Linked DNA regions of Homo sapiens: region 1 is linked to region 2. The links are chromatin loops, found by intact Hi-C in ENCODE. Cell type or tissue: Caco-2. All regions are shown on one strand. Links, peaks and the distances in the headings refer to the core of each region. The heading gives the core; the rest is flanking DNA.

Evidence for each region. Hi-C counts contacts between places; a loop is a spot of excess contacts. Peaks named below come from ENCODE experiments on the same cell type or tissue, not always from the same donor. Only the 100,000 strongest peaks of a DNase experiment are listed, where the experiment ranks them.
Region 1: a loop joins it to region 2, with 12 times the contacts of the local background. A loop is called at or near these places in 4 of 110 quality-filtered maps.

The regions. Positions count from the first base shown.
Region 1 is chr9:114,235,585-114,243,584 of GRCh38, reverse strand. COL27A1 (collagen type XXVII alpha 1 chain) reads right to left here. Exons shown (of 61, transcript NM_032888.4): 17 at 7,933-7,986; 18 at 6,551-6,604; 19 at 5,870-5,923; 20 at 3,312-3,365; 21 at 3,098-3,151; 22 at 1,354-1,398; 23 at 25-78. Among named protein-coding and RNA genes, the nearest start is that of MIR455, 30 kb to the right of the region's middle. RefSeq lists an enhancer at 7,702-8,000. In Caco-2, for the core only: a CTCF peak has its summit at 4,444; DNase peaks (open chromatin) are centred at 3,945 and 4,454.
Region 2 is chr9:114,285,825-114,296,855 of GRCh38, reverse strand. COL27A1 (collagen type XXVII alpha 1 chain) reads right to left here. Exons shown (of 61, transcript NM_032888.4): 42 at 8,345-8,401; 43 at 8,101-8,154; 44 at 7,889-7,942; 45 at 7,561-7,614; 46 at 6,745-6,798; 47 at 6,525-6,632; 48 at 5,939-6,046; 49 at 4,646-4,753. LOC124902252 (a long non-coding RNA gene) reads left to right here and starts at 6,043. Exons shown (of 3, transcript XR_007061741.1): 1 at 6,043-6,227. RefSeq lists enhancers at 7,450-8,649, 8,517-9,143. In Caco-2, for the core only: a CTCF peak has its summit at 5,678 (motif pointing right); DNase peaks (open chromatin) are centred at 5,665, 6,165, 7,965 and 8,445.

The sequences.
Region 1 (8,000 bases), core at 1-8,000, 52 kb after region 2:
CCAGGGATCTCCAGGTCCCCTCACCTTCACGCCATCCAGGCCGGGCCTCCCAGGAAACCCCTTCCTGCCAGGCTGACCCTGCAACAGAGAGACAGGTAAGTGGGAGAAGCTGGACAGGGGCAACATGGCTGGGGTCCAGGGGCTCCAAGGGCCTGGCACAGGGTATCCACAGCTGTAGAGAGCCACATACCCTGGTGGACAGGGGCATATAACCCTGAGTCCACCAGGTGGCCAGCTGTCCTGGAATACAGGCAGGGTTTCCAGCTGCGTGAACTCAGGGAAGCCTCCCCCATCCCTGGGTTGGTCTTCTTGTTGTAAATGAGGAAGATGACACCTGCCTTCAGGGAGTGAGGGAAAGGAAGGAACTTGGCAGATGATCGGGGGGTGCAGGGAAGGAACAGTTTATGCAAGTGGTCCTCAAAGTGTGGCCTGAGGACTACAGGGGTCCCGGAGGCCCTTTCAGAAGGTTCAGGAGGTCAAAATGATTTTCATGATAACACTAAGATGTCATTCGCCTTTGTCACTCTCACTCTGGTGAATGTTAAGTGGCATCTTCCCGAGGCTGCATGGCGCGCAATATTGTCAGTGGATTGAATGCAGAAGCGGAGTTGAGAAGCCAGCTGACTTCTATTAAGCCAGACATTAAAGAGAGATCTGCAAAAATGGTAACACAATGCCACTCTTTCCACTCAATTATTTTGCTATGGAAAATAGCGTGAATTCTCCTAAAAATATAATTTTTATCAACAGGAAATGAGTTTATGATTAATCTTCAATGAATGAATAAATACATTTAAAGTCTCTTGGTTTTAATTACTAATCTCAGTAGGTGTAACCCACTCAAACAAAAGCCTTTGGGTCCTCCATCATTTTCAAGAGTGTAAAAAGCTCTGGATACCAGAAATTTCATGAGCTGCTGGTTTATGCAATGGCTGGGACCAAGAAGGGGTGTAGGACAAGTGACTTTGGGAAGGCAGCTTGGAAGAGTGCAGAGGGCTCGGGCTGAGGGCCCAGGCAGGGCGTCCCCACTGCCTGGCTGTGAGATGTCGAGCTAAAGCCTTCACTCTCGTTTGCCTCTTCTCTAATGAAACCAAGGAAAGCAATCATGTGTCATGGGAGAATCAAGGAGAATAAATACTGACATGAAGCACCTGGAACATAGGAGGTGGGCAGTGACAGTCAGTTTCTTGGCTCTTGTCTCTCTCCTTTGGGGTCTGTCCTAGTTCTCTCTCTGGCTGGTCCAAGGCCCTCACTGATGACTTCCCTCTGGAGCACTGGCCAGATGTTGCCCTGCCTGTGCACAGCTGGCTCAGCTCCCATGAATGCCACCTACCCCAGGCCAGTGACACTCACCTCCAAGCCAGGGGCCCCTGGCGGCCCCATGGGTCCCTCATCTCCCTAGAATTGGGAGACACGAGAGAGGAAAAAAGGAGAAAGTTAATCCAGTTGGACTTGCAGAGATCTTGTCCTGTATGGAGGGAAAGGGATGGACAGAGGAGAGCCCTCCTGGACAAAGGGAAACAGCACGCCTGGCCCACCTGCCTGGCCCCACCCAGGGCAGAGGCTCCACTGGCCATGGCCTAGAGGCCAGGCTACACAGTGACTTCCAGTGAATGGAGACTCCAGGCTTCATGGAAGCCCTGGGCATGAGAGTTAAACCCCGTTGTGTGCTGTGAGGAACAGAGCCTCAAACTGCAGCTCAAAGATGTAGGCTCTGAGTTCTGCCATTTGCTCACTGGCAGACCTCAGCCTCACTGTGTCTCAGTTTCCCAGATTGGAGAAGATCATCCTCAAATATAATAAGTGGCTTCAGCTGAGTTCCTGGAGGTCAGCAGTGATGCCTTATTCTTTCTTGCAGCCACCCCCAAACATCACTCGGGATGGTGCCGTGTCTAAGGGGTGTTTGGTGAGTGAATGAATGAATGAATGAAGATGTGAACAAGTGGCAGGCATACATAGGGCTTTCTTGAGTGGTAATGTGAGTGTAGACAGAAGCATGTGGCTGGTGCCGTTCCCTCCTCTCCCCTTCCTTCCCGCTTCCGGCCCATGAGACTCTCCAGGTGCTCCCCACCCCCACAGGCTCAGGCAGCCTCCTAATTGGCTCCTTCTGGCATGCCAGGCCTGACCAAGGGGCTCCCTCCAGAGACACCCCCCAGCTCCTTTTCCCCAGCTTCCAGGAAAGCAGCTCCACGTGGTGGCTCCCAGAGCCAGTGCTGGGACCCCGCCAGACCCAGAGCCAGCCCGAGAAGGGATCCATGTCAGCTGGATGCCCGCCTGCGGTCGCGGTGAATCTGGGCTTCCCGCACCCTCAGCCCAGGGCTGTGTGTCACGGGGGCCTGGCGCCTGAGCTAAGGTAGGTGGGGCATGGGAAGGCTAAGAATGGCCTCGTGCACAGGGCAAAATCAGGGGCCCACCCATTAAGTGCCCACCTGGTGCTCCAACAGCCCCATAGAGACCCCTCCCAACCCACTTCATCCAGCGCACATAAATAAGCAAATCGATGCTCTGCCACTAACTAATTGTGCAAGTCATTGTAATATTCTGGAGGTGCCCCTAGGCCACTCCCAGGAAGCACAGAGTTGACAGCAAGGCCACTCCCAGGAAGCACAGAGTTGACAGCATAGGACGTATGTCATGGGCTTTGGGCTCAAGCAGACCTGGGTTCCCATTGCAGCCCTGCCTGCTACTAACCATAAGACCTGACTGAGTCTCTTTTCCTCTCTGGGCCTCAGTGGCCTCATCTGTAAAATGGGGCTGACACTTCCTACTCCCTCATTAATGCCCTGATAAACTGCTACCACGAGCACGGCATTGTCAGTAGCTCTGGGAAAGAAAACCCCAGGGTGACGAGGGTGCAGAGGAGGGAGGGTGCGGGGAAGCCACCCTGCCAGGTGACAGCAGGGCAGAGAAGGTCCCTGGAAGGGGCACGGGGCAGGGCTGTATAGGATGAGCTGGTGGGTAAGTCTGGGGAAGCCCTGGGTGGTGTCCTGGCTGAGGGGGCTCCAGCCCAAGCTAAGGCCTTCAGTACCCAGGACAGGGCAGGCTGGGGGCTGCAATCAGGCCAGGATGGGCAGTGGAGGGGGCCAGACAGTCTCACCTCGGGCCCCAGCTGCCCACGGGGTCCCGGCAGGCCTCGGGCTCCAGGCTTACCCTGGGGAGAAGGGAACAAAAAGGGAGTCTCAGAGGCGGTACCTCCATCTCCATCGCAGGCTGGCAAGGCAACCCCTGCTTCCAAGCCAGGCAGCCAGCCCCTGTGGTTTCTGCAGAGCTGTCTGCTCCTCCAACTGGAGCTGCCCTGGGCAGGTACTCACCTTCATGCCTTCTGGGCCATTGTCGCCAGGGGGGCCGATGTCTCCTGGGAATCCCTGAGGGGAAGCAGAGAGCAGGGTCACCCACGGGGGCTGTGAAGGGAGTGCTACGGGGATGCGTCTTGCAGGGAGACTGACCGGGTTTCCATCTCATCCTGCTGGGATGGGACCCCAGGCAGGTCAGTTAACCACCTTGATCCCACAGTCCTCAGTTCTAAAACAGGGTGCATGGTTCCAGCCCTGACACCTCAGAGAGTTGCTGAGACAATACACCGGACGGTGCAGGAAAGCATTAAGGTTGTAACATGGAAGGTCACACTCAAGGTCGTTATTTCTCAAATCCGGTGCTGCTACTGGGTCAGAATTATGGGTGTCTGGGGACATTGCTCCCCAGAGCCAGCCACGCCTTGCCCTGAGAAGTCTTGTCTTTTGACTGCAGTAATCCTGCAAAGAGGATGATTTTCTGGGTTTGCTGTGACTTTGAAAGCATTGAAAAGCACTGATTTAATTAACCTCAGCTCCAGTCATCGTAAGCTTAAGTCCTTCCTACATCTTGGCCACATGTGTTGGACTCTGCCCCACTCCACCCATGGGGGCTCCCTGCTTCCCAGTGAGGGCCATTCCCCTGGGATGACTGTACAATAGAAGGTTCTTCCCACATGGAGCGGAATCACCTCCCTTCCCTGCAATATCCTCGTGCTCCTCCTTAGGGCCCCACAGAGCACAGGGACTCCCTCTCCCCACAGTGGTCTTTGCACAATTTGGAGACCTGTTACGCAGTTCCCAGAGCCCTGCCCTCCTCCTGTGTGACCCTGGGCAAGTTCCTTAGCCTCTCTGGGCCTCAGCTTCCTCATCTGTAAAATGGTGCTCGTAACACCTCCCTTACAGGGCTAGTCTTAAGTTTAAATGGAACCAGCAAAGTTGCAAGTGCTCAGTAAAAATCTGCATCCAAAATGATTTTGGGTCCTGTACTCTGGGAAAAGAAGTCTGCCTGGGGTGGGCCCATCTCTAAGTGAGAACTTAGCAGTCGGGATGCTGAGCAAATCCTGATGCTCACTTGCATATAACCCACTGATGAGTGAGAGATAATTCACCCGGGTGCTGGAGAGCTGGAGCTCCCTCCCATGGTCTCAGGGAAAGAAGCAGGCAGGGTGCTGACGCGCTTATCAGCTTCCGCGCTTATCAGCTTCCCCCTTCAGCTGAGCAGAGCTATCTCTCGGCTACAGAGTCAGCCAATCAAAACAGAGCACAAAGACGGGAGAGGCTGATGGCTAAATTGTCCAGGGACCCAGGAAAGGGCCAAAGCAGACCTTATTTGTTCCTACATAGCAGAGCAACCCTGAGGAAGCCACTTTCCTGCTCTGTGACTCAGTTTCTTCAACTGTAAACTGGTGGTGGTAATATCCCCCTCATGCGGCTGTCGTGGCGATTCAGCAAGTTCTCATCTCGAGGACACTGCACAGCCTCCTGGCACCAGGAGGTGCCTAATAAATGTGAGGGAGCATGCCTTCCACCCTCACGGGCCAGAATGCTGGGAAAGCTGGACTCTCAGAAAAGCCTTTTTCCAGCGACCAGAGGAGGGAATTGGGGCCATGGAGGAGAGGCCAAGTCCATTTGTCTAAAGATAGGACTGTGTCATGGCCAAAGTCAACAGAGTGGAAAGTCAGAACTTGTAGCTTTTAGGAAACATTTCCTCATCCATCCGAGTGATAGCAGAAGTGATCTTTGGCAGGGTCCGGCCTATCCACAGAGCCACACTTTTGTCTTGGATGCAGAGACCTCATGGGTGAGCAAGACCTGGAGGCTAGGGAGTTGTGGGTGGGGGGCTCCAACTGAGGTTGGCCTGGGTGCCAATGATCCTGAGAGGGACGGCAGCCCTGGCTCCTGCTCAGCCCAGCTCTCTAGACACGAGACCCCTGTTAAAGACGGGGGCGTCAAAAAGAACCCAGCCAGCTTGCTTCGCAACATTACATGTGAATTCCGAGTTGATCATTCAGGTGTAGCCTACCTATGCCAATGATCACACACATCAGAAACCCTGAGGCTCTCTCCTGACTCAACTAGAGTTATTATATTAATTGCTAAATCTATCCTTATTTCTCATTCTTCATTCAAAAGCCCGAATTTTGCATTTACCTCTTGCTCCCCATACCCGGAAGCTCTGAGCCCTGAACCGTTCCAGAGTGGCTGTGGGTGGCTAGGAAAGTTCCAGGGCTTGGAGAGGGAACTCTGAGTGGAGAATGTGGGAAGCTCCTGTGAGGGACCAGACAGTGGCGCACAGAGGGCTTTCATGAATCACAAAGCTGCGGTGGCCACAAAGTTGGCAGAGGACTCTGAGGCCACCTTTTGGCCCTGTTGACTTTTGAGAGCCCCTGAGTAAGAGCAGAAGAGCAGAAGGGGAAAATAAATGATTGCTGATCTAGGAGTTTCTCCTCTCAGCCTCATCTCTCATATCCTGTGTGACCTAAAGCAAGTCTTTCCCCATCCCTGGGCCTCAGTTTCCCAAGGACAAGACCGAGTCCCAGCAGCAGCCAGACACGGAGAAATGGGGCATCACATACCTCGGGTCCAGGGGGCCCGGGAAACCCAATGGATCCTTTGTCTCCGACTTTGCCCTGTGGAAGAGAAGAGGTTGCAGGGAGGCAGGGGTGAGGACCCCACCTTCCATGAACCCCCTGCGTTCCCCCGCTGGTTGTGGATGGTTGGAAAGTTCAGAAGCATGTGCATAAAATCTGCCTGGACAACTAGAAGGAGCTACCATTCAAACTCTGCCTCCTGCACTTGCTAACCATGGGACCCTGGGCAAGTCACTTCAACTTTCGGAATCTTAGTTTGCCCATCTGTAAAATGGGAGCAATATTAATTCCCTCACTCCTGGGGTAGTTGGCAGCCTTCAAAGAAACAGTTCAGAAAGGGTCGGATGCACAGTGACACTCAATAAATGACAGCCACTGCTGTTACTGATAACATCACTATTGTTTACAAGGCATCAGGAACCCCAGATCCTCATCAGAGCTTTGTCGGCAAATGAGGCCTGCCTCTGAAGCTGGCTGAGTTACTGAGCCTCTCACAGTATCCTCATCTGTGAAATGAGCACATCCCATTCCTGCCCTGCCCTGCTTGCCCCCAGGAGCTCTGCTGCAGGAGGAAATGAAGTCTTGGAGGTGAAGGTGTCCCCAGCCACATTACACGATCAGTTGGAGAGTGTGAGGTTTGGGGGTGCTGGAGGAGCAGGTACTTACCAGAGGCCCTGGCTTCCCCCGTGCACCGGGGAACCCTGGCAACCCCTGGCTCCCCTGGAAGAGATCCAGAGCAGGCTGGGGTTAGTGAGGAAGAGAAATGGCCAGGTGAACAGCCGCCCAGTCCTCCTGCTGGTCCCAGGCCCAGAGAACGCCCGCCTTGGAGGAAGATGAGCTCCTTCCTTCCTTTCCCTGCTGTGGGCTCTGGCTTGGATCACACCTGCCTGACACCCCTATAGGCTGGGCCCCAGGAAATGCTAACATGAAACAGCAGCCCCTGTCCTCACCAGGAAGAATCAGGGACCCTGGGGCTGCACGCAGGCTCTGTGGTGCCTCTGACTCCTGGGGAACTCTGGAGACAGGGTCCAGTAGGGAAGAGCCAGGCCTGCTGTGGTTCACAACCCGGAGATACCAAGGCTGGGTCAGGACAGGCCAGCGAGGAGGGAGGGAAGAGGAAGAGGGAGAGCTGGCCAACATCTGGGCCTCGTTGACTGGCCGGGAGAGTTCCAGATGTGGCCACATGATGCCGGACACAGGCAAAGGGGAGCCAGTCTCAGCAGGCCCACAGCTGGGCTCTGGAAGTCAAGGCCACCTCAGTTTGATCCCATAGTCAATATGTCATTTTGTAAGGCCAGTTACTCCCTCAACCTTATCCTAAATATTCATGATCAAGGACAGGACCCTGAGCCGAGCTCCATCAGGGCAGTCTGGAGCCTTGTTCTTAGGGAACTCACTGTCTGGCAGGGGACACAGTACAAGTCCCCCAAAATCAGAGGAGAAAGGTGGCACCACCAGTGAGGGGAGGACATGCCTCTCAGAGCATCTAGAGAGGGAAATGGCCACTTTCTGAGCAGGTGGGGAAAAAGGGCTCTGAGCAGGGTGGTGTGGAGAGGCTGGGTGGAGGGGGTCCCGGGCGGGTAGCAGTCTGTGTGTGTGTGTGTGTACAGAGGCCCACGGCAGGCGGTTCAGTGGGGCTGGAGTGCAGAGCTGTAAGGCGGGGAGCAGGAGAATATCAGAGAGATGCACTCACTGGGGTCCTGATGTCTGGTTAGGGAGCCAGGGTGTCATTCTGAGAGCAATAGGGAGCCATGGACGGTGTGTGAGCGGAGAGCAGAGCTTTGCCCTCAGAAGAACAACTGGGTAGCAGTAAAGAAGAAAGAGAGAAAGCAAGAGGCTGGGGCCCAGAAATAAGTTAAAAGGTCACACTGTAAAGTCCAAGGAAGAGATGACAAGAGGATCAAGGATGGAGAAGACTGGATTATTTCGAGGGCAGCCGTCTTACAGGTGGGTCCTTGCTCATGATGGACCCTAGGAAGGAAGCCAAGACCAGGGGAACAGCAGGGCAGGGGCAGGGGCAGGGGGAGGGGAAAATCTCATGCAATTACCTTGTCTCCTTGGAATCCGGGATCTCCTGACACACCTGGAACCCCTTGTTCACCCTAAGTACACACCA
Region 2 (11,031 bases), core at 1,384-9,383:
TTTCATTGCAAAATATACCACACTTTATCTATTCACCGGCTGATACACATTTGAGGTTTTTTTCAATTTGGGGCTATTATAAATAAAGCTGCTAAGCACCTTCAAGTATAGTCTTCATGTGGCTGAATGTCCTTATTTATGTAGGGTAAATATCTATGAGTGGAATGATTTGATTATACAATAGGGATATGCTTAACTTTCAAAGAAGCTGCCCAACTGATTCCATAGTGATTGTACCACTTTAAATTCCCATTATCAGCATTTGAAAGTTTCAGTTTCCCCATGTCTTTGCCAACACTTGGTATGGTTAGTCTTTTAAAACTCTTCACTATTTTAATAGGTATGCCATAGCATCTTATTGTGGTTTGAATGAGCATTTGTCTAATGACTAATGATATTAATCTTTTTCTCATGTGCTTATTTGCTATCAGTATACTTTCTTTGAAGTGTCTATTCAAATCTTCTGCCCATTTAAAAAAATTGGGCTGCTTATTTTTATTATTGAGTTTTGCGAGTTCTTTTTAGGTTCCGGATACAAATCCTTAATCAGATACATGATTTAGAAATATTTTCTTCCAGTATGTGGCTTGTCTTTTCATTCTCTTAATAGTGTCCTTTGAAGAGCAAAAGTTTTAAATGTTGATGAAGTCTGATTTATCACATTTTCTTTTCTGGGTCATGCTTTTGGTACCATATCTAAGAAATCTTTGTCTTATCCAAGTTCTTGAAGATGTCCTTCTATGTTCTAGAAGTGTTTTAATTTTCAGTTTTACATTTAGGTGTATGATCCAGGTTGAGCTAATTTTTGTACATGTTATGAGGCATCACTTGTCTGGCACCATTTGTTAGGAAAGACTATTTTGTATTTGCTGAATCGTCTTTGCACTTTTGTTAAAAATCAGTTGTCCAGGCCGGGTGTGGTGGCTGATGCCTGTAATCCCAGCACTTTGGGAGGCCGAGGTGGTGGATCACCTGAGGTTGGGAATTCAAGACCAGCCTGACCAACATAGAGAAACCCCATCTCTACTAAAAATACAAAATTAGCCGGGCATCGTGGTGCATCCCAGCTACTGGGGAGGCTGAAGCAGGAGAATCACTTGAATCCTGGAGGCGGAGGTTGCGGTGAGCTGAGATTGCACCATTGCACTCCAGCCTGGGCAACAAGAGTGAAACTCCATCTCAAAAAAAACAAAAAAACAAAAAAAAACCAGTTGTCCGTATATGTATGGTATATGTCTGGACCTTTCATTCTGTTCCTTTGATCTGTTAGTTATTTACGGCAATACCACAGTTTCGTGATGACTGCAGATTTGTAATAAGTCTTGAAATCAAGTGCCATTAGTCTGCCAACTTTGCTCTTCTCTTTCAATGTTGTTTTAGTTATTCTAAGTCCTTTATATTTCATATGTATATTAGGACCAACTTGTCATTTTCTACATGAAAACCCGATAAGCTTTACATTGGAATTGTGTTGAATCAATACACCAATTTGAAGAAATTTGACATCTTAATATTGAGTCTTTTGAAATATGCACACAGTATATATCTCCATTTATTTAAGTCTTCCTCAATTTCTCTTACCAGTGTTCTATAGTTCTCAGTGTACATATGTTGCACACTTAATGTCAGATGTATCTCTAAGTATTTCATGTTTTTATGCTATTATAAGTAGTATTGCTTTTTAGATTTCCATTTCTAATTGTTTGTTGCTAGTGTATAGAAATGCAATTCATTTGTGCACATTGATTAGTGTATAGAAATGCAATTCATTTGTGCTCATTGATTAGTGTATAGAAATGCAATTCATTTATGCATATTGCCTAGTATATACAATCACAATTCATTTGTGCATATTGATATGGTGTCTTGTGACCTTGTTAAACTCACTTATTCTAGTAGCTTTCTTGTGGATGCCAATGGATCTTCTACATAGACATTATTTCCTCTACAAATGAAAAGTTTTAATTCTTCCTTTTTGATATGAATACCTCCTATTTGTTTTTCTTGCCTTATTGCACTGGCTAGAATTGCCAGTACAATGTTGAATAGAAGTGGTGAGAACAGATATCCTTGACTTGTTTCTGCTCTGCTCCTTGGAAAAAAGCATTCAGTCAATCACTACTAAGTATGATGTTGACTAGGTTTTTCATGGATGTCCTTTATCAAGTTGAGGAACTTCTATACCTAGTTTGTTGAGAGTTTATCAGAAGTGGAGTTAGATTTTTCTCAAATGCTTTTCCTGCAACTACTGAGATGATCAAATGGGTTTTCTTTTTTGAGTCTGTTAATATAGTGAATTATACTGATTTATTTTCAAATGTTATACCATCCTTGTGTTCCTAAGATAAACTCCACTTGGTCTTGATGTATTATCCTTATTATATATTCTTAGGTTCCTCTAACTAAAATTTTATTGAGAACTGTGGTAGCTATATTTATGAAGCATATTGGTGTATTGTTTCCTTTTCTTGTAATATCTTGGTGTGGCTTTGACATCAGGGTAGAATCAGCCTCAAGGAAAGAGTTGGGAATTATTCTTCTCCTCTTCAATGTTCTGGAAAAGTTATGTAGAATTGGTATTCCTTCTTTTTTTTTTTTTTTTTTTTTTGAGACAGAGTCTCTCCCTGTCGCCCAGGCTGGAGTGCAATGGCACGATCTTGGCTCACTGCAACCTCCGCCTCCCAGGTTCAAGCGATTCTCCTGCCTCAGCCTCCTGAGTAGCTGGGATTACAGGTGTGCGCCACCACGCCTGGCTAATTTTTTTTTTTTTTTTGTATTGTTAGTAGAGATGGGGTTTCACCATTTTGGCCAGGCTGGTCTCAAACTCTTGACCTCGTGATCCACCCACCTCGGCCTCCCAAAGTGTTGGGATTACAGGCGTAAGCCACCGCGCCCAGCCGTTATTATTTCTTTTGTAAATGTTTAGTAGCATTTACCAGTGAAGCCATCTGGGCCCAGAGTTTCCTTTGTGGGAAGCTCTAACTACAGATTCAATTTCTTTAATAGATATAAGGCTATTTAGGTTATCAGTCTCTTCTTGATGACCTTTGGTAGTTTTGTCTTTCAAGGAATTTGTCCATTTCATCTAAGTCTTTAAATTTATTGTCATAAAATCATTTATAATATTCCCTTATTAGCCTTTTAATTTCTGTCATATCTGTAGTGACATTGCTCCCCTATCCCTGATACTAGTAACTTCTGTATCCTTTTTGTTGTTTTTGTTGTTTCCTGATTAGTCTGGCAAGAGGTTTATCAGTTTTACAGATCTCAAAAAGCTAACTTTTGATTTTCCTTTTTTTTTTTTTGGTTTATTTTTGATTTTCATTATTTCCTTCCCTCTGCTCACTTTGTTTTAAATTTGCCTTCTCCAGCCCCAACCCCCAGTTTCTTAAGACGGAATCCGAGACCATTTATTTGAGACCTGTCTTCTTTTCTAACACAGAAGTTATTACTATAAAGATCTCCCTATATATCAACAGCATTTCACCAATTTTTATATGCTGTTTTTTACTTTCATTCAATTCAAAATACTAACATCTCTTTTGGTCTCTTCTTTGACCCATGGGTCATTTAGACATTTGTTACTTAGTTTCCAGATGTTTGGAGATCTTTCAGATCTCTCTGTTATTGATTTATAATTTAATTTATTGATTGATTTTAAGGCTCAAAATAGTGTCTGTCTTGGTAAATGTTCTGAATGAACTTATAACGAATGTGTATCTTGCTGATATTGGATGTGGTGTTCTATAAATGTCAATTAGGTCATGTTGGTTGATAATGCAGTTCAAGACATCCTTACTGATCTTCTGTTTGCTTCTGTTCTACCCATTAGGAGAGAAATATATTGAAATCCTTGAGTATAATTGTGAATTTGTCTATTTCTCCTTGTAGCTTTATCAGTCTTTGCCTGATTATTTTGAAGATCTATTTTTAGGTGCATAAACATTTATGATTCTTATGCTATTTTGAAAAGTTGGCTTCTTTGTCATTATGAAAATACCTTCTTTATGACTGTTAGTAGTCTTTGCTCTGAAATTCATTTCATCTGATATTAAAATAGCTACTCCAGCTGTTTGGGATGAATGTTAGCACAGTATGTCTTTTTCTATATCTATCTTTAACCTACTTATATCTTTATATTTGAAGTGGATTTCTTGTAGCAGCAGATGTAGTTGGGTCTTGCTTTTTCATCCACTCTGACAATCTCAGCTTTAATTGGGGTATTGAAACTGTTTGTTGTGTGTTTTCTATTTGCCCTGTTTATTCTCTGTTCATTCTTCCTTCTTTTTCCAGGCAAGGGTGAGTTGAATGCAGCCTCTGGGACAGGGGGATGAAGGCAGTGAGGCACAGAATGAGCACTGGACTGGGAGTCAGGAGCGCCCACCTTCTGGTTGTGATCACCCTCTCCTCATTCTGAAGGAACCACTCAGGTCTCTTTCCTCAGCCTCCCCCACCACCTGGTTGAGGGGTGGCAGAATGGTATCTGGTACCCAGATTTTATACCTTGTCACAGAGCAAGGAGGTGGCTTCTGGGTCAGTGTGTTTGTGTGTGTGTATGAGTGTGCATGTGTTTGTACATGTAGGTGTATGTGAGTGTGTGCATGTGTGAGTGCGTGGGCATGTGTATTCTTTGGCGCTCACTCACCGGCTGGCCTTTGGACCCAGGCTCCCCCTGGTTTCCAGGGAGCCCCGTTCTGCCCTCTGTTCCTCGCTTGCCAGGGGGACCCAGCTGTCCGGGTAACCCACTCTCACCCTTAAAGAAACACACAAAAAATTACCAGTCAAAGTGGGAAGGGGTTCTAAGGCAGGAGGAGGCGGAGGGGGCCTGGGAGAGCCAGAACAGTGATTCCACAGGGTACCCGAGATTGCAGAATGCTGGGGCAACAAATGGAGGCCTGGTGGGGTAGGGGTGACAAGACTTTCACCTCCCAAAGAGGAAGGTCTCTGTCTCTCCTCTCGCATTCCGGGCCCTGCCTTCCCCTCTCCTCTCCCACAATTCCTCTCCTCCTTATTGCTTTTCCCCAACAGCATGCAGTTCCCTCCTTCAAACCTCAGCTCACACTCGTAGAATGCCTCCTCCCCATTTATTTATTTATTTTTATTTTTTTAGACAGAGTCTCGCTCTGCCGCCCAGGCTGGAGTGCAGTGGTGCGATCTCAACTCACTGCAACCTCTGCCTCCCCAATTCAAGCGATTCTCCTGCCTCGGCCTCCCGAGTGGCTGGGACTACAGGTGCCTGCCACCATGCCCAGCTAATTTTTGTATTTTTAGTAGAGACGGGGTTTCCCCATGTTGGCCGGGCTGGTCTCGAACTCCTGACCTCAAGTGATTCGCCAGCCTCAGCCTCCAAAATGCTGGGATTACAGGTGTGAGCCACTGTGTGGCCACCTTTTCCCCTTCTATTCTCATTCACATCTTCCCTGGGTCAAGGCCATCGCTCCCTCCGCCTCCTGTGTCTCAGAGGGTTCCAATCTTTCCCCCAATTAAACCTCGAGCTCAGAGAGGGCAAGAACCACATCTGAGTCATTCATCTACATCTCCCCTTCAGTGTCCAGCCCTTGGCTCTGACGGATTCATGGGGGCCCCCTCCTCCCACGCGGCACTGGGAAGCTTTCTAAGGATGCCTTGGGGATCCCGGCTGCAAGCAACGTGTTGTTCCACAAATGTCCACGAGAGGGCGCCCGTGGACAACTCAAAAACCAGTTGAAGGTTTCAAGGGCCTGGTAGGGGCGATATTTACAGCTCCCCAGATGAACTATCATTCTGGTTCAAGCTTGGGGCAGGACCCCCAAGCACTGCTGACGGAGAAAGGTCAACAATGTGGACTCCATTTTCACACAGGCCCTGGGACATGGGTGCCCAAAGGGTCGGAACCACTAGAGTCTGCATCAAGGCAGAAAGGGCAGAGGGTGGGTAAGTGTATTAAGAGGTATCTGACCTTGAATCCTGGGGGTCCCTGTGCTCCAGGTAAGCCGGCCACACCTGGATTTCCTCTCTTCCCAGCAGGGCCCATGGGGCCAGGGTCCCCATCGTCTCCCTGCTCCCCCTGTTAAGAAAGCAGGCAGAGGAGGGTCTCTTGTGTTTCACGATACAGCCAAGGAAGCAGATGGCTCAACGCCTGGGCAAACCCTGGGTGAAGCTGGAGGAAGGGGTCACACTCCAGGATGGAGGTCAGACGGCCTGTGTGTGATGTGGCTGGACCAGGAGGACAGGAGGAGCTGAGGATTGTGAGTGGGGAAGGGCGGGATTCTGAGTGAGGAAGGGGCGGGAGAGGAACCCTATCCACCAGGCAGGGGAGGAAAGGAAGGTCTTTCTGGGTGCTGGCATCCAGGAGAGACAGTCAGAAGGTCCACACTCCCAGGTGCCAGGGGAGGAGATGGTTGCCCACCCCAGAGAACTTCTGGATGTGTTGGTTCTGCCCATCCAAGTTTCCAAACGGGCTCCTCTGGCCCATGGCCTGGGGAAGTTCCCCTACACCTGGTCCCAAATGGAGCCACCATCTGTTAATGCCAATTCCCGCTCACCTGCTGTCCTGCTTGCCCGTCCCTGCCAGGAAGCCCATCTGGTCCAGCGATGCCCTCGAGGCCCTGTCTCCCCACCACGCCCCGGGGCCCTGGCAGCCCCTGCAGGCCCTGGGGGGTACATAAAAAGCTGGTGAGGGCATTTGGTGCAGGGAGTGGGAGGAGGGCGGGTGTGGGGGGCGGGCAGGGAGGTTGGCTGGAAACAGCAGCTGTAGTCACTCACCTGGACCCCCCTCCGGCCTGGGGCCCCTGCCTTGCCTTGCTTTCCCTTTGGTCCCTGAAAAATCAAGGGCCACATGATGGAGGCTGCCTGGTAGAGGTGTGGGACCCTAGGGGCTCTGGAAGGAGGGACTGAGAGGATTGTGGGCCCCTGGGTGAACATCTGATGCCACAGATGTACCCAAGCACTCTGGCCTGGAAGCCTGGGGCCAGAGCTGGCCTTGGAACCTCCTGGGGCTGTCACTGAGCCTGCTCTGGGCCTTGGTGTCCCCTCACTGGCATTGACAATTTTCTGGGAGGAGCCAGAGGCCACAGTTCCACTGGATCTTTTAGAGACTAGGTATCACCGAGGCAGGCAGGTGAGGGGGGCGCACCCGGGGGAGGGAAAGAGCATTAAGAGAGCACTGGCCCAGTCTGGGGGCTGGGGGAAGGCAGGGGCCCTGGGGCAGAGGCAGGAAGTGGCTCCTGCTCAAGCACCCTGTCTCTGCCTCCTCTTCCTCCAGACCCCCTCAATTGACTTCTCCCAGTTTTCTCTCTACAGTGTGGTGAGCCCTGGGTTCAAGTCACTCTGGTTGGCCTCAGGCAGTTGGCTCCCCTCCTGGAGCCCCAGTGAAATGGGGCTGATTGTCCCTCCTCACTCAGGCTATTTGAAGGGAGATGGGGTCATGGCCAGAAGCAGCCTGCCGGGCTCCTGGTGGGCCGCCCCTCCCTACCCTGCCTCGCAGCCTCTGCAGCCTGCGTTTGGTTTGCTGTGTGACTGTGGGTCAGGCTTCCCCCTTCCTGGGACTCAGTCTCCCTGCTGAACCCCCGGCCCTCTTACCTCTGCGCCTTTCGATCCTTTGGGTCCCGGCCACCCCCGGGGTCCCGGATGCCCCTGCAAACCAAGGTGAGATGACGCAAGGCAGCCCCAGGATTCTCTCCCGGGGAGGGTGGCCAGTCTCCGCCTGGAGGGGGAGGGGTGGGGAGGGGTTTGGGGGTGCAGGTTCTGGGGGCATCCCCAGGGTCAGGGCAGGAGAAACAGAAATGGCTGCCCCAGACCCTCCTGCAGGGAGGGTCCCTTTAAGCTTTAAAGGGCCTAGTTCTTTAATTCCCACTGCTCCGCCCCACTCAGGGTGGGAGGCAGGGATGGGACACGAAGCACCACTCACGGGTTGGCCCTGCTGGCCTGGCTTTCCACGGAGGCCTTGCACACCCTCCTGTCCCTGGAAGCCAAAGAGAGACAGGTGAGGGGGGCCCATCCTGCAGAGGGCTGGGAGGCAGCACAGAAGCCTGGGAAGTTCTTGTTCTTTCTAGACATGTGTCATCCCCCCTCTCCCTGACATGCCCGATCCTGCCAGCAGGTAGGAGCTCTGATACTTACAGGGTACCCAGGGTCTCCCGGTTCCCCGCGGTCTCCTCGATCACCCACAGGGCCCTGAATGACAAAGACAACAGCAAAATTTGGGCCACCAGGTGCCAAGGATGCCAGCCCTGGGCCCTGTTGGCCGCGACCTCTGCGGAGCTCTCAGGGACCTGGCCCCTGATCGGCCCACCCCTCTCCATGCAGCGGGAGGCTCAGATTCCACCTAGGACGCCACATGGTCCAGGGGAGGGAGGGGGCTTACCCGATCTCCAGGTGGCCCAGGGGGCCCCTCAGCCTTGCCGTCCTCGCCCTGCTCCCCCTGTGGACACAGAACCAGCTTTAGGGCAAACCGCCTGCTCCTGGGGAATGTGGGGAATTCCAGACGGAAAGCGCTTCGTCAGAGATGAATTCTAGCCTGCTTAGGGTTACAGATGGGGACACAAACTAGAGAGGGAAGGGTAGGTGTGTCTGAGCCAGACTCAGGCTGGTGTGGAACCAGGACTGTGGAACACAGAACAGTGCTTTGTGCCCTCCAGACGCCCTTGAGCTGTAGGATCCTGCAGGAAGTCAGGGAGCTCAGACAGCTGGATTCACATCCCGGCTTGCAAAGGACCAGCCGTGTGGCCTGCAACACTTCCCTTCCTGTCTCGGAGCTCTCTCCTCTGCTGGGGAATAGGAGAACAGAGCGGAGTGGGGTGGGGTGAAGGGGACAGCATGTGATGCCCATCAAGGAGTGGTGAGGACTCCGTGGAATGATGCGCGACGCCCGGCAGGGAGTAACACCAACTCCAGCAGCTGGCACGCATGGGCACTGCTCTGGGCCAGTCACAGGCAGACTCATGACATCCGCAGTGCAGTGCTGTGAAGCAGATGCGATTATTATCCCAATTCACAGATGAGGCTCGGAGAGATGATGGGACCTGCTCAGAGTTTTCACCCTCAACCCGAGAGTCCCTGTCTCCGATCCTTGCTGGGAGGAACCAGCTTTAGGATGAACCTCCTACCCTCCATGGTAGCCCCAGGTGGCACTTGGCAGCCAGTCAGCATGGGGGCTGTGTCCATAAGACAGGTTCCTATGTGCAGAGCGGGACTGGAGCGCCTCCCGGTGCTGTTCAGGGGACTCGGTGAGGAAAGGCACAGGAAGCACTCAGCAGGCTGCTGCACACGTGGCAGGGGCTCAGCAGATGGCGTTAAAATTGCCGTAGCCGGTAACAATAGCAGCAGTGAGACTGTGTCATATAGACATGGCCAGAGACTGGGGTGGGGGGGGCGGAACAGAGTTTAGAGGTGAGGTCCTTATGCCATGGCCACCCCAGGCCCTGGTCCACCCACAGGACAGGTGTAGACGCCACCTTTCAACTACAAGGAAGGTGTAAGCGGAACGGCAAATGGCAGAATCTCAGGGCTCAGAAGACTCCAGCCCCAGAAACTGGTGTCACTCCCCTGGGCACAGGGCTCAAGCCAGGCACCCCTGAGCCCCTTTGTTCATAGGGATTGAAAGGGGGCCGGAAGAGGCTGGACAGAGGCAAAGCGTCCCTGGGGCTGGGACACATCCCTGGTGGGAGGCAGTTCTAAAGGCTGGTGGTGATCAGCCACCAGCCTGGGCCTCTGTGGTTCTGGTGGGTGGAGGCTGAAGGCTGGCAGGGACTTGGCCTGAGGTCTAGAGGGGTGGCCCAAGGAGCGGGGATTCCTTCTTGACCCTGCCCACTCTCTATGGTTCTTGGATCCAGTGCTCAAGTCCCACTGTGGATAGAGGCAGCTGGACTTGACGGCTTTGGGGAAGGGGCCTGCCTGTGTCTACCTAGCGTGTTCCATGTGCCAGGCACTCTGTGAGGTTTGTTTCATCCGATCTGCACAGTAACTATGCCGCTGGGACTACTGTCCACACTTAAAGATGGGAAACTGAGAGGAAGGAAGGTCTTAGCCAAGGCCACTCAGGAATCAGGGGGCAATCTCGGCCCAAAGCCAGCTATACTGATCCCCCGCAATGTGACTGTAGTCTGGGGATGCATTTTTTTTTAATTCTATTATTATTATACTTTAAGTTTTAGGGTACATGTGCACAACGTGCAGGTTTGTTACATATGTATACATGTGCCATGTTGCTGTGCTGCACCCATTAACTCGTCATTTAGCATTAGGTATATCATTTTTTAGCACCAGAAATCTGGTAGGATACTTCCCTGCCCTGTCCAAGTCCCAGAGTCTCATCCCCTCTCTCTGGCCACCAGCTTTGTAGTGAGCTCACCCCCACGGTGAGCAGGGATGGGCGGTTCAAGTTAAATTGCATATGGCTTCCTTATCTTGGGTCTGCTTTTGGTTAGGGAAGCAGGGTCTGGCATCGGACAGATGGGGTCTAAATCCTGGCCCTGCCACCCTCTTACTACAGATCCTGGGCTAGTCTCTGAGCCTTATGGGGACTCAGTTTCCCCGCCTGTCTTGTAGAACAATGGTACCTCTGCACTGGGGCTGTGGTGAAGATTACAGGAGGAATGGCAGGGAAAGAACTCTGCACGTGGGCGTGTGCTCAATGGGTCACCCCAGGAAGCTGCTCTCTCCTCCCTAGCACCGTCCAGCTTGCGGGGTGGCTGTTCATTCATGGGACTCGCCCTATTTTTGAGACCTCTAAGGGCATCATTTCCATCCTCTAGCTCAGGGCCTGGAACACACTAAATCCTCCATAAGTACCTGTTGGAGAGCTGGAGGAATGAACGAATCTAATAATGCCTTCTAAGTGAGAAAAGGCATCTGGCTGATGAACATGTTCTGCCCCCACCTTGACCTCTCATTCCCAAGGACCCCACCACTTGATGAGGCACTCAAGGCTCAGGGAATCCTGGGGACCCCCACAAGGCCCCTGCAGCCTTAGGGCAGATTTGGTGTTAGGGTCCCATTCTCAGCAGCCACAGAGACTGCTTCTAGAGCTGCAGATGCTCCGGCGCAGAGGCC